Regions from separate parts of the Homo sapiens genome. Here region 2 is linked to region 1. Evidence: chromatin loops called from intact Hi-C (ENCODE). Cell type or tissue: PC-9. All regions are shown on one strand.

Region 1 (8,000 bases):
ATGGCCAAATAAACAATGTAATTATCAATCCTATTAGTAATTAGAGAAAAGTAAATGAAGATGACAATGAGACACCATTTTAAAATACTAGGTTGGCAAAAATCAGACATTTGATAATACCAAGGTAGGAGAGATTATGGATCAATGGAGCGCTTATACATTAATGATGGAAATATTCCTTTGTATGTCCACTTTGAAAAACAATTTGGCATTATCCTGTAAAGGTGAATATTCTCATACTCAACAACTCAGCAATGTGACTCCTAGGGATGTTTCCTAGAGGAGCTTGTACTTGCACAAGAATGTGTGTAGTAGCATTATTTGCAATAGGAAAAACTAGAAATAACCAAAGTGTTTCATTAGCAGGAAACCAGATAAACTGTAGTATATCACAGATATTATTCAGCAGTGAAATAGAATAAACTATAGCTACAGTGATATGACAATATATATAAACCCTAGAAACAAAATGTGACTTTAGAAAGCAAGTCCCAAGAAAACAACACACAGCTCAAAATAAAGCAAAACTAAATCATATATAGTTTATGAAAACATATATATAACACTATAATCTAAAAAAGCATAATTCAGGAAAATAACTGTCAGGGGAAGAAGGGGAATGGCACAAGGGAAAACATAGGTAAATGGAAGTTAGAAATACTGGTGCTTGAGTTCTTAATTGTTCATTATATCACTATGCTTTATAACTTAATGTTACATATACGTGTGTGTGTGTATATATTATTTCATATGTATCACAATTTATTTAAAAATATAAAACAGTTAAAAACAAACAAACAAAACCTCTTTGCTTATTTAGTGAAGGAATTGGAGCTTGAAGTCATGTCCCAGCCCAATTCTTTCCATTAGACTTAAAATACAATCTAATCATGTCAATGACAAGCTTAAAAATTTTTTAATGATGCCACAGCACTATGGATAAAAGAACAAATGCCCAAGCATGCTGAATAAAATATGACATTCATAATTTGAATTTCTCCAGTCTCTTTTACCATTCTCATATATGTATGCATTCTAGACAACATTAAATATTTCAGTTTCTTGAATGCAAAATATTTTTTATACCCTAGTATTTCTAACAATCAGTAACTTTATAATAAAATTATAGTAAAAATCGTAAACATTTTTTCTTGAGGTGGGATTTTGCTCTGTTGTCCAGGCTGGAGTTCAGTGGCATGAGCATAGCTCACCGCATCCTTGAACTCCTGGGCTCAAGCAATCCTCCTGCCTCAGTCTCCCAAGTACCTAAGACTACAGGTGCACACTACCACGCCTTGCTAATTACTTTATTTTTTGTTGAGATGTAGGCCTTGCTATGTTGCCTAGGCTAGTCTAGAACTCCTGTGTTCAAGTGATACTCCCACCTTCATCTCCCAAAGTGCTGGGATTACAGGAATGAGCCACTACACCTGGCTCAAAACTAGTAAAATATTTTAGCAGTAGAAACTTAAAGTAGATAATTACAAATGGCTTTTCCTTCCAAAAGTGCTGCCTCAGTTTCTTCAATTGCAAAGTGAGGGTGACATCCTTTACCTCATATATTTGATGTGAGGATTGAATAAGGTAGTATAGGACACAGCACTCACTGACAGGGAGTGTAGTTTAGGCAAAGCTTATAATATGAATAAAGTTATCACTTTAAAAGTTGTATCAATACAGTCAAACTGAAGGGAAAGAGCTGGCTAATTTTTATAACCAATTACAGTATAATGCCATTTAAATATAATTTGGACTCACATCCAACAAAAAGAAACAATGTCTCCCCCTACATTCTGCCAAGGCTTCCTATGATAAATCTTTAAGAATGTTATATCATTCTTCACCTGTAGGTTTAGGTTTACCTTTTATAATTAAATTAGGCACTCTACCTTCAAGTGTTTTATTTTGACACTGGTAGAACACACAGAGCTATTTTTCTGTAAAAATTTGGCAAAACAGTAAGGTTTTACATTGTTAAAGGGATTCTTAACCTCAGCATTCATAGTAAAATAATGGAAACATAATTTCCAATACACCTGAGGGTTTAATTGAGGTATAGACTCAGTTTGTTCAGATTAATCTCACGAAATGACGAAGTTTTAAAGCCTAAAGCCAACAATTTATAAAAACCATGGATTGTTTCTTATGGAAGTAACTCGGTTTATTCAGAAATCAGTATTTCACATATACAGAGGTTATAGATATGTATAGAGCCCTAATTGTTTCCTGTGGTGCAATGAAGAGCCACAAAGGACAGGGGTTGAAGTAGGTCATGCAGAAAACTTGCCTTTAGAAATCTGTTCCTTTTATGATTTTAAAGAGATTAAGAAGCCCCTTTAAAAATTTTTGATCTAGCACAGAACTGAAATATATGATACTTTCCATGTGAATTGGGAAGGAATAACAAAAATCTTTTGTACAAATCTGATTTTAGGCAAGCCAAATTTGGACACTCTGAAAAGAGATTTTGAATAATACCACAATAATTCCTTTTATAGTTTTGTCAAGGGTTTTTACTTATGTTTTTTCATTTATCTTTTCAATTACCATATAAGGTAACTATAAAGAAAAATGGCTCAGAAAAATCTTCAAACTGGCAAGTAACCTGCTGCTGTAAACATCCACAGGAATGTGGCAGGCAGTGTTCCCTTTCTCTCTTTCAAAGAGCACAGCCTTAGGGCTTAGGCGTTTGTCTTTCTATCAAACATCGGCAACAAAATTTCTTAAAGATCTTATGCTCCGTAGTACCTGCCCTTCACTCTCTCCCACACACATAAGACACAAAGCGCACACAATTAGACTTTCAAAGCAACTTTACTAATGTGTATGAAGATCTCAGATGCATAAACTATATAAATTAAGCTCGTTAAATCTAGTGTTGTCACTCACTTCAGCTTGGAATTAATGAACACCAATCAGACTCCAAAAAGTGTCAAAATGTTCTTTTCTAGATAATGCACATTTTTAACACTAGCCTGAGAGAAGCTCTCCCAGTTTGAAACAAACTGTTTTAGCAACTGCCTAATATCAACTGAATAGCTTTCTTGCCTTCTAATCATACATGGACAAGTAAAGTAACTGTTTTAAATCACTATTATTAGGAACCAAGTTTTTCACTCTAAAAGAAATAAAAATCCTTATAATGTTAAATATGAATTGGAACTATCTGTGTGAACTCATGATACATAACTATGTATTTTTCCTGGCTCTATCCATTGAAGCAATGACATCCCAAAAGTAATGAATTTACCAGATCTTAGTTTCTAATACCATTTCCTATTAAAAGAAACTATAGCTTCTTAGAAAAACAATTGATTCCAGGTCTGAGACAGAAAAAAAGTACAAGTGAACTTGCCTGTTGCACCAAAAAGACAAATGAGGCCATGCCATGAAGTACTTGAAGGGTTTCCACTGGCAAAATTTGAGAGAACTAGAGCATCAAAAAGATTATTATCAAAAAGATTAGCATCTTTATTGATGCTACACTATAATTTATTATAGCATATTGAATTAAAAAGAAAATCCATAAGATCATAATGATCTCAAAAAGGGGTGGAAAGAGAAAGAAATAAAGAACAGGAGAAAAAGGAAAAGCTCTTCTTTACATAAGAATACTGGCTAACTAATGTAGGAAGAAATCATGTAATTAAAATTTCACTATTTTTCAATTCTCAATGTAATTATTCAATTTATGCAGGGATCATCAATGAATACTAAAATCACTGGTGAAAAGTTTTTGGGAAACAGTCCACAGTCTGAAAACATCACCCCATAGATTACCACTACTTACAAAGAGAAAAAATAAACCTTTATAATGGAGAGATGGGGTAATCACCACTTTAATCAAGTAATGAAAGTTATCACAAATGATAGACAATTTGCATTATGTGCCTCCTAATTTGATGCAACAATAAAGTATGAATTCACCTATGAATTGGTTAGCCATACAATTTATCAGCTAAAAGGTTCATTTCTGAGAGTAAAATTACATGTTATTAATAATTATACCCAAACGATAGATATAAACTAGACATAGACAACCCTGGATTTATCCTTACCTGTAAGTATCCTAGGCAACATATTTAGACTGAAACTAATCACAATGAAACATTCAGACAATTGACCTGTCCTCTTCACAAAAGTCTAAGTCATGAAAAATAAAAACAGGACTACTCTAGATTAAAAGAGACTAAAGATACATAATAATGAAATAAACCGTGACGAGTTTAAATGCTATATGGGGGGAAGCTACAAAAGGTATTTTTGGGTCAGTTAGGGAAATTTGAATATGGACAGTATATTAGATGATATTATGTAATTTTCATTAATTTTCTTAGGAGTGATAATGGTACTGTATTTATTATACAGGAGAACATCCTTTTTTTTTTTTTTTACACAAGTGTCATAGCAACTTTATTTGAAATAGTAGAAAATGGGAAACAACCAGTGTAAATGTCCATCAACAGATAAATAGATAACACTAATTGTAGCATATCCATACAACGAAATACTACTTGGCAATAAATGTATGACCTATTGATACATGCTACAACAAAAATGAGTGTCAAGTTATTTATTTTGTGTGAGAAAGCCAAACCAAAAAAAGGAAAAGAGTACATACTATATGATTCAATTTCTATAATATCCCAGAAAATGCATCTAATCTATAATGATTAGATATAGATCATTGATTAGAGATGGGGTTGGAGAGTGTGGAAGTGTGCTGTGGGGAAAGCTGGATGAGAAAGATTATAAAAGGTCAGGCAGAAACTTTGGCAGGGGATGGACAGGTTCATTTCCTAACTTGTAGTGATGGTCTCACAGCTGTACACATATGAGAAAACTTTAATACTCTGGAAACATGTAGTTTACTACATGTTAATTCTTACTCAAAAAAGTTATTTTTAAAAACTGTAAGGAAGGCTGCGCGTGGTGGCTCACACCTGTAATCCCAGCACTTTGGGAGGCCAGGGCAGGCAGATCACCTGAGGTCAGGAGTTAGAGACCAGCCTGGCCAATATGGTGAAACCCGTCTCTATGAAAATACAAAAAAATTAGCCAGGCGTGGTGATGGTGTGCCTGTAATCCCAGCTACTAGCGAGGCTGAGGCAGGAGAATCGCCTGACCCCAGGAGGCAGAGGTTGCAGTGAGCTGAGATTGCACCACTGCTAGCCTGGGTAACAGAGCAAGACTCCCTCTCAAAAACAAACAAACAAACAACAACAAGAACAACAAAAAACCTGTAAGGCAAAAAACAAAAAAAACAAAATAGAAGATCTAACTTCTTAGTAAATGTATTCACCATTAGGGTGTTTATAAAAGAGATGTCATTCTTTATTAATATAGGAGAATATTCTTATTCTTAGAAAATGTACACTTAGGCTGGACGTGGTAGCTCATGCCTATAATCCCAGCACTTTGGGAGGCCAAGGCAGGAGGATCACCTGAGGTCAGGAGTTTGAGACCAGCCTGGCCAACATGATGAATCCCCGTCTCTACTAATAATACAAAATTTAGGCAGGTGTGGTGGTGGGCGCCTGTAATCCCAGCTACCTGGGAGGCTGAGGTGGGAGGATCACTTGAACCCAGGAGGAGGAGGTTGCAGTGAGCCAAGATTGTGCCATTGCACTCCAGCCTGGGCAACAGAGTGGGACTGTCTCAAGAAAAAAAAGGAAAATGTACACTTAATATTTAAGGGTGAAGTGTTACAAAGCCTGAAACTTACTTTCAATTGATCAACCAAAAAATATATAATATATAAATACACACTCACATATATAATAAAAAGAGAGAAATAAAGTAAATATGGCAAAATGTATAGGTATTCAGTGTAACTCCTCTTTCAAATTATCTGTAAGTTTGAAGTTTTTTCAAAATAAGTCTGAGGGAGGAGCAGTCCAAAAAAACATTTTTTTTTTACCTTGAAGTCGCTCATCAGTGAATATTTTGTTTGTTTGGTTCCAGGTGCTATCTATAAATATAATTTTTTTCAGTGTTGTGCCTTTGCACTTGCTGTCATTCAAATCACAGAACTCTTGTTCTTCAGTTCTTTTGCGTTTAAAAGATGGCTTGTCAGGGTCATCATTTTTGCCTCTAACATTATTTTGAATCCTTTTTTGCAGATGAAAAGAAATATCTTTTATTGAGATAGACTGAGGTCCAGGAAAAATGAGTGCAACCTAAAACAAAGAAAATTGGGTTAGCAGTGTGCTACTATGATCTTCAAAATATATAAATTTTGATTGACTTAAAATTTTAAGAAAGATATGTTGAATATCTGAGAAATAAGCATTAGGTTGGTTCTATTGTATATGGTTCTTTAATATGTATGGTAAAGTTTTTGGCTCTCCCCTAGTAATTTATAATCATAATATAATAATTAAAACTATTATTTCAAAATAAGTTATTCACTGACTGATAGATGCCAAGTTAGTCATACTTGAAATAAAAAGACTAAATTATATAATTTTTCATAAGATAAAAAGCAAAGTACATGATACTTCGTAAAAGAACCACTGAAAACTGTTCAATGATTAAATGCCATTTTCATCTATATCATAAGCCAAAGATAAAACAAATGATACAGTGAATGCTGGTGAGGAAATGGTGGTCTGAGAGCAGGATTAAATAGCATAACTCTTCATGGAAGCAATTTGACCATTTAAATCAAGAGTCTTAAAATATTCATACCCTTTGGTTCAACGATCTCATTATGTGAATGTAATAAAATAATCCTAAACACAGACACTTACAATATCTAAGTATATTTATTACAGTGAAAAATTAAAATGAAAAAATCTAACCTTCCAGGAAAAATTACATAAATATGATACCACTTTTCTTTCCGCACATTTTTACTGAGATTTATATTGTTAGAGCTTCCAATGTCTGAACAGCTCCTGGCACAAAGCAGGCACCAAGTAAATATTTGTTAAATGAATAAATGTTGGAGAATCAAGGGAATTTTATCCCCATATGTTTCTCTATTTCCCAAATTTTCTTCAATGAGCACACAAATTTTTAAAATAAAAAGATAAAAACAAAATCACAATAAAATAAAATTATGAAACAAAAAATCTTGGCCGGGCACAGTGGCTCATACCTGTAATCCCGGCACTTTGGGAGGCCAAGGTGAGAGGATCACTTGAGCCCTAGGAGTTCGAGACCAGTCTGGGCAACATAGTGAGACCTGTCTCTACAAAGAATAAAAATATTAGCTGGAAGTAGTGGCGCACACCCATGGCCTCAGCTACTCGGGAGCCTGAGGTATGGGGATTGCTTGGGCCCAGAAATTTAAGGCTGCAGCAAGCTGTGATCATGCCAATGCATTCCAACCTGAGCAACAGAGCACGACTCTTAAAAAGCAAAAACCTTGAATTTTATACATTTCAAAGTTGTAAAAGTTTTTAAATATTCATAATACATGTCTATATTTCCCCCTATATCCAGTTAGCAAAGTCCAGGGCTTCTGAATTTTCTTAAATTATAAGCGTATCACATCTCCTTACAGAACATAGCACTACATTCTATTTAATCAACATAAATGGAGTCTAGCTGACCAGAGAAAGAAACATTTTCCTAGATCCAAAACTCAAATATTATTTACAAACATAATTTTTTATATAAACTCAACCAAAAAAATACATATATATATATATATATATAGATATAGATATAAATAGGAAAGTAAAAATTTACCAAGTTCTTCCTGGAACAAATGAATGCACTAATTTTTAATTTTGTTTCTATACTAGCCACACCAACAAATGGCCTCCAAGAGACCAAAAGGCTTTTACATGCTTCTTTCAGTACCCAAGGCCTTAATTTTTTGAGACACATTGTAAAATTACTTTTCAGCAAGAAGACCCATAATTTCTCACCAATGTGACAATTGCAACTGGGTGAAAACCAATTAAGAATCTAAAAATGAGCAAGGAAGGCCTCTGAGCAGCCAAAAGAAATGTTATAAAGGCTATGCACTAAAGCTCTTAATTTAGGAG
Region 2 (8,000 bases), 570 kb after region 1:
GGGAGTCTAAGTCTTTTTGTAGATCTCTAAGAACTTGCTTTATGAATCAGGGTGCTCCTTATTGGGTGCATATATATTTAGGATAGTTAGCTCTTGTTGCATTGATTCCTTTACCATTATGAAATGGCCTTCTTTGTCTCTTTTGATCTTTCTTGGTTTAAAGTCTGTTTTATCAGAGACCAGGATTGCAACCCCTGCTTTTTTTTGTTTTCCATTTCCTTGGTAGATCTTCCTCCATCCCTTTAGTTTGAGCCTATGTGTGTCTTTGCACATGAGATGGGTCTCCTGAATACAGGACACTGACGGGTCTTGACTCTTTATCCATTTTGACAGTCTGTGTCTTTTAATTGGGGCATTTAGCCCGTTTACATTTTGGGTTAATATTGTTATGTGTGAATTTGATCCTGTCATTATGATGCTAGCTGGTTATTTCACCCATTGATTAATGCAGTTTCTTCATAGCGTCGATGGTCTTTACAATTTGGCATGTTTTTACAGTGGCTGGTACCAGTTCTTCCTATCCATGTTTAGTGCTTCCTTCAGGAGCTCTTATAAGGCAGGCCTGGTGGAGACAAAATCTCTCAGCATTTGCTTGTCTGTAAAGGATTTTATTTCTCCTTCGCTTATGAAGCTTAGTTTGGCTGGATATGAAATTCTGGGTTGAAAATTCTTTTCTTTAAGGATGTTGAATATTGGCCCCCACTCTCTTCTTGCTTGTAGAGAGATCCACTGTTAGTCTGCAGAGAGATCCACTGTTAGTTTGATGGGCTTCCCTTTGTGGGTAACCCGACCTTTCTCTCTAGGTGCCTTTAACATTTTTTCCTTCATTTCAACCTTGGTGACTCTGAAGATTATGTGTGTTGGGGTTGCTCTTCTCAAGGAGTATCTTTGTGGTGTTCTCTATATTTTCTGAATTTGAATGTCAGCCTGTCATGCTACATTGGGGAAGTTCTGGACAATAGCCTGAGGAGTGTGTTCCAACTTGGTTCCACTCTCCCCATCACTTTCAGGTACACCAGTCAAATGTAGATTAAGTGTTTTCACATAGTCCCATATTTCTTGGTGGTTTTGATTGTTTGTTCTCACTCTTTTTTCTCTAATCTTGTCTTCTCACTTTATTTCATTAATTTGATCTTCAATCCCTGATATCCTTTCTTCCACTTGATTGAATCGGCTATTGAAGCTTATATGTGCTTCACAAAGTTCTTGTACTGTGGCTTTCAGCTCCATCAGGTCATTTAAGCTCTTCTCTACACTGGTTATTCTAGGTAGCCATTCCTCTAACCTTTTTTCAATGTTTTTAGCTTCCTTGCAGTAGGTTAGAACATGCTCCTTTAGCTCAGAGGTTTGTTATTTCCGACCTTCTGAAGCCTACTTCTGTCAACTTATCAAACTCATTTTCCATCCAGTTTTGTTCCCTTGCTGGCAAAGAATTGTGTTCTTTTGAAGGAGAAGAGACATTCTGGTTTTTGGAATTTTCAGCCTTTCTGCTCTGGTTTCTCCCCATCTTTGTCATTTTATCTACCTTTGGTCTTTGATGGTGGTGACCTACAAATGGGGTTTTGGTGTGGATGTGCTTATTGTTGATGTTGATGCTATTCCTTTCTGTTTGTTAGTTTTCCTTCTAACAGACAGGCCTCACAGCTGCAGGTCTGCTGGAGTTTGCTGGAGGTCCACTCCAGACCCTGTTTGCCTGGGTATCACCAGCAGAGGCTGCAGAACAGCAAATATTGCTGCCTGACCCTTCCTCTGGAAGCTTTGTCCCAGAGGGGCACCTGCCTGTATGAGGTGTCTGTTCACCCCTACTGGGAGGTGTCTCCCTGTCAGGCTACATGGGGGTAAGGGACCCACTTGAGGAGGCAATCTGTCCATTATCGGAGCTCAAACATCATGCTGGGAGACTGCTCTCCTCAGAGCTGTCAGGCAGGGATGTTTAAGTGGAGAAGCTGTCTGCTGCCTTTTGTTCAGATATGCCCTGCTCCCAGAGATGGAATCTAGAGAGGCAGTAGGCCTTGCTGATCTGCAGTGAGCTCTGCCCAGTTTGAGCTTCCCTGCCACTTTGTTTACACTGTGAGCATAGAGCCACCTACTCAAGCCTCAACAATGGTAGACACCCCTCCCACCACCAAGTTCCCATATCCCAGGTTGATCTCAGACTGCTGCGCTAGCAGTGAGTAAGGCTCCATGGGCATGGGACCTGCCATGCCAGGCACAGGAGGGGATCTCCTGGTCTGGTGGTTGTGAAGACCATGGGAAAAGTGCAGTATTTGGGAAGGAGTGTACTGCCTCTCCAGGTACAGTCACTTATGGCTTCCCTTGGCTAGGAAAGGGAAATCCCCCGACCCCTTGCACTTCCTGGGTGAGGTGATGTCCCGCCCTGCTTTGGCTCACCCTCCGTGGGCTGCACCCACCGTCCAGCCAGTTCCAATGAGATGAACCAGGTACCTCAGTTGGAAATGCAGAAATCACCCATCTTCTGCATTGATTTCACTGGGAGCTGTAGATCGGAGCTGTTCCTATTCAGCCATCTTGGAAGTGACCTCCCCATATTGCATTTTAATATCTGATCATTTGTCTTTTTCCTCCAGTGGACTATAGGCAGCTTGAAGTTGGGGACTGTGTCTTTCATTAGGCACTAGAACATTATACAACCTCATAAGAGGAACTTTTAAAAATAAGTGCATCAATGGTTGTATGTGTCTTACAGTAGCCAAAGAAAACAATATTATGCCTCAAAGTCCTTCTCTATAAAATGAGAGGGTTGAACTGCATGATTGCCAAGATCTATAGATCTAAAGGTCATCATTTGTCTCAGATACTTGATATATTCAAATAATTTAGAACTGCCTGAAGCTTTCCCAAGAATCCATCCACTGTTGATTCAAGTACTTTATTAACAGAGGACAGAATCTGAGATCCTGGAGATCAGAGTCTCCATTAGAAGCACTGGAAAATTCCAAGCCTATCAGAGATGAAGGGATGGAGATTCTTTTGGGAGTCTGCAGCTTCATCTTTGATAATAAATCATTCTACATGAAAGAAGCCAGAAACGAAACATTGCATATGGTATTACTCCATTTACATGAAATATCCAGAATAGGTAAATCCATGGAGACAGAAAGCAGTTTGGTGGTTGCCAGGGGCTTGGGAGAGACAGGAATGGAGAGTGACTGCTGAAAGGATAGGGGGTCTTCCTCAGGGGTGATGAAATTGGTCAGGAACTGGATAGTGATGATGGTTGCAAAACATTGTGAATGTGCTAAATGCTACTGAATTGTACACTTCAAAATGGTTAATTCTATTAGCATGCACAGTGATGAATACCTGTAGTCCCAGCTATTTGGGAGGCTGAGGCAGGAGGATCACTTGAGCCTGGGAGGTTGAGGCTGCAGTGAACCATGATTGCGCCACCGCACTCCAGCCTGGGTGACAGAGCAAGACCCTGTCTCGAAAAAAAAGTTAATATTATGTTATGTGAATTTCACCTCAGTAAAAAAAAGTCACTGACAACCTTGAACTGGGCCAAGATTTATACTAAACTTCATTCTCTAAAATTACAAATAGTATAGTGTTAACTGACTGCAGAAACTTGATGAAGGGTCTGCTTAAGTATCTTATTTGTATTGGGTCTATAGTTCCAACAGTCTCTTTTCCAATGGGCTTTAAATGAATAATGTTCATCATTGTCATAATAATAGCTAACATTTATTGTGTTTACTATATTCTGGATACTCTACTAATCTTTCTGAAGGTATTAACTCAATTAATTCTCATAACAACATTATGAGGTTGGTACTGTTATCATTCTAATTTTACAGTAACCCAAGTTTACCCACCAGAGCAATAAGTGGCAGGCTGAATTCAAAACTCTAATCTCACTGATCGAAAGCCTATGCTTCTTGTTAATAATGCCAAGGACACAAATGACACAGTTCATGGTAGTACATGCAACTGATTTAAAGAGACCTTGTTTGATAAGATAAGCAAGACGTTTACATATTTTTCTAATTGCAGAGATATACCTGTCTAGTTTTCAAGTGAATGAGCGCAATGACAGGGTCTTGCTGGTAAACAGCAACCTTGGTGGAGGAGATGCCAAACAGACTTGACCCGGTTAAAGGAGGCAAAGTCAGAGTCAGAGTGAGCCTTATAAGCTTTCAATGTCTGGAGAAATACCATGAGAAATCTACTGACACCTTCTTCAATCAGACTTTCTCTTGGTACAGATGCTGTGTACCCAGGTCTCTATGTTCCTTCTCAAAAGGTGTTATCTCTAGAAAGGATAGGTGGTACTCTCTTCACAAAGGAGTCCTTGCAAGATCAGCTATGTGAGCATTATAATGTTAAAGGAGTTTTGGCTAATTTGGTAATTCTGGCAAAACATCTCATGAAAAAATATTGTGAGCAAAGCCTGTATTGATTATTGAAATGTCATGCTATGCTTCATTTATTCACTTATCCAGTTATATGTTCTAAAGTATCCTAAGGCATATATCCTCAATTTTTCTGAGTATGATGCAACTCTTGGATCTCAGTGCCCTGTCAAGAATCCAGATCATCATGTCAGGTGATGTGACCCTACCGCATAAGTTCCAGGCTTCCATCCATCAGCATTTGAATAGCATGCTCTTTTAAGGTAGGCCTTTCCTCATTCAAAATCAACACTCCCTATCTTTAACTCTGTGACTCGCCACATCCTCTGAAAAAGGTTAAGATGCCTGAAACTGATCTGCAGATATTATGGAACATGCGTTCCTTGTGTTCAGCTGCCTCTGTTGTCCAGAGTTTCTGCCTAGGTTAGGGACAATATTTAAGAAGCACATAGCCTCACTAGTTCAGGCCCTTCTTGTTGTTGTTGTTGTTGAGACAGGGTCCTACTCTGCTACACAGTCTGGAGTGCAGTGGCATGAACACAGCTCACGGCAGCCTCAACCTCCTTGGCTCATATGATCCTCCCACCTCAGCCTCCCAAGTAGCTGGGACTACAGGTGCTCATCACCATGCCTGGCTAATTTTTTTGGTATTTTTTGTAGAGATGAGGTTTCACCACATTACCCTGGCTGGTCTCCAAACTCTTGGTCTCAAGCCATCCACCCGCCTCAGCCTCCAAAACTGCTAGGATTACAAATGTAAGCCACCATGCCTGTCAAGGAGCCCTTCCTAAATGTCAGATTTTAATTGCTCAAGAGGCAGTATCAGAGGATACGATTGTGAACTCCATAAACCAGGTGATCCCTCGGCATCTCATCTAACCGTCCCTGACCTGTAGAATTGAAACAGAGAACAGGGCTCTGCCAGGTAGAGTGCAGTGCCCTCGCCAGGGGCTGAATTTATTTTGTGTTTCAGTTAGTAAATAGCACCTCTCAACGAGCTTCAGAATTGCTTTACAACTGCCTACTTGGCCTCTCCACTTGGATGTTTAGGCCATCTCAAACTCAATATGTTCAACACTGAGCACTGGATTTACTACCTTCCTCCCAAACTTTTCCAATCTCAGTAAATGGCTCCATCGTTCACCTATTGCTCAGGCTAAAAACCTGGGGGTGACTTTGAATCTTCTCTTTCCCTCACACCCAAAGCATCATCATATTTTTCTAATGCAGAAATATACCTGTCTAGTTTTCAAGTGAATGAGTGCAATGATGGGGTCTTGCTGGTGAACAGCAACCTTGGTGGAGGAGATGCCACAAGACTTGACCCAATTAAAGGAAACAAAGTCAGAGTGAGCCTCTTGTTTCTATTTATAAAATATATCCCAACCCTGACAGTTCCTATCCTCTCTTACTTTGGCTACTCTAACAGCCTTCCTGCTTCTCTCCCTGCTTTCCTGCTTCTCTCCCTGCACTCTTATGTCTATTATTTAATCAGAGGCCAGAGTAATCTTTATAAAACATAAAACAGATCATGCCATTCTCCTGCTGAAATCCTCCAGCGATTTCTCATCACATTTACAAGACATTCACAACTGTGAAATATAGCTTATCAGGCTCTGCATACCTTTGTGACGTCACAAGTACTGCTTTTTTCCTGAGTCTATTTTAACTTGACTGGCCCTCTTGCTATTCTTCAAACTCATCAAGCTCATTTCCATCTCAGGGCCATAACATCTGCTGTTCTTTCCACCTGGAACATCACTCTTCCGCAGATGTTTTCATGGCTCACTACCTTACTGTTTTCAGGGCTCTATTTAAATGTTACTTTTTCAGGAAGGCCATCCCTGTCCACCTTATCTAAACTAGCCTCCCCTCCATTTTCTATCCCTTTACCATGTTTTATTTTTATTCATAGCATATATAACTTCTGATATATTTAAGTATGTGTCCAATGAATGAATGACTTCCTAATAGTGCTAGAAAGTGAATTTTCACCACCTAATGTTGTGCAACTTTATATATAAAGGCATTGCATCTTTTCCCTCTGAATATACTCCCTCAAAACATACTTTCCTCCGGCAGTAAAGAGATTTTCTTAATGATGTTGAAACTGAGTCCAAACTAATCACATCAATATATACAATTTCAAGAACATGAAAGTGCCCAAACACCAGCAAAGATCTCAGAAGAAATCAGTGTAACAGCACTGAATCACAGGTTCCCATTGCATGCAAACATCTTTCCCCTGCAGCGGTGGGACTGCAAAATGTTACATGTGATAAAGATCAAAGGCTGTCACAGAGAACTGGGTGGAGTAGGCAAGGACTTCAGGACTGAGTTATACAATTGAAAGTGTTAGGATGTTTTCAAATTCTGACCTAGGACCTGACCTCAATGAGAATAAGGGGGCTGAATTCTTCGGACTTGCTTTATTTCACTCAGTCCATTTCCTAGTACAACAACATAGTAATGAGCCACACACCACAGCCAGGGCTAACAGCTCTTTCAGTACTGCCTGTTTCTGAGTTGAGCATTTACAGAGTGAGAAAATAGAGAAGAAAAAAGTAAATGATTGGGAGATGGAAAAGGGAAAGAGAGTGGCAAAATGGGGAAGGAAGAGCAGGAGAGAAAGAAGGAGAAACTTGATGGGCCGGGACAGAGCAGCAGAGAAGGGTCAGCATGTGAGTGATTCTATCTGAACACCTCCCTGGTGCTGGCGCTGCAGTCAGGCTTTGGCTGGTAACGGGTATGTTGAGAAACGAAAAGCTTCACACACAGGGCTCTGCCCTGTGTGGTCTCTCTTTTGTTTCCTCTCCCTTGTCGCTCTTATTTCTCCTCTCCTTTCTTTATTTCCTCTGCATATTCCTTGTCCCTGTGCTTTCCTCCTGACAAACACCCTGTCTTACCATCATTTGCAATGGACACATTTATTGCCTGCAAAGGAGACACTAGATTTTCTTGGGCCCTGGGAAAATATATGAACAGACATAGGGACATCTGTACCTGTGAAGCAGCTTTGCTGAAGCAGCGGCTGCTCTTCTCTAATCCCAGCTGATTGGGACATCCAAATCATTTCCTCATACTGTAATCGGGTTGCGAACTTGCCACAAGGACCTTTCCCCTGGAGGCTTAGTTCCCTTTTCTGTCCCAGACGGATCACTTTGATATGGAAGGGGGGTGGGGAAGTGCTGGGAAGGGAAGGGCAGGTCCCCGGCTAGGGCTCTGCCTACCTGCCGGTGGTCACAAACCTTGGTGAGGACAGGCACGCCTGCCTTCGTGCCCAAATGTTGCATTTCCCAAGACCACGCTGGCCCACCATGCCCCCGTCCTGTGCCTATAATCTGTGTGACCTGGAGGTTCTCAGGCTTATTGTGTGATGGAGTGTCTGCCCATTCTCTAGAAATGGAGTAGGAAGAAGTCACTCTCCCCTGCTCTGGGGCCTGTAAAAATGAGGTGGGAAGCTTAGGAAGAGCCCTAAAATAGTCAAGAGGAATGTGAAAGATGAGGCCCAGGACAAGACCATAGCAGGCAGGCACACAAGCCGCTGGACGTCGAGAGGAACACGTTGTTTGAAGAAGACACAAGCAGCTGGACTGCGAGAGGACGTGGAGGGGAGCATGCTGGTGG

What was found. Peaks named below come from ENCODE experiments on the same cell type or tissue, not always from the same donor. Only the 100,000 strongest peaks of a DNase experiment are listed, where the experiment ranks them.
Region 2: a loop joins it to region 1, with 15 times the contacts of the local background. A loop is called at or near these places in 3 of 110 quality-filtered maps.

The regions. Positions count from the first base shown.
Region 1 is chr15:49,632,715-49,640,714 of GRCh38, reverse strand. It overlaps DTWD1 (DTW motif tRNA-uridine aminocarboxypropyltransferase 1), which reads right to left. Exons shown (of 5, transcript NM_001144955.2): 4 at 5,921-6,179. Among named protein-coding and RNA genes, the nearest start is that of DTWD1, 16 kb to the right of the region's middle. In PC-9, no CTCF peak of the experiment used is centred here; no DNase peak of the experiment used is centred here.
Region 2 is chr15:49,063,092-49,071,091 of GRCh38, reverse strand. No RefSeq gene overlaps it. Among named protein-coding and RNA genes, the nearest start is that of SECISBP2L, 21 kb to the right of the region's middle. RefSeq lists an enhancer at 4,993-5,493. In PC-9, no CTCF peak of the experiment used is centred here; no DNase peak of the experiment used is centred here; H3K27me3 peaks cover 801 bases.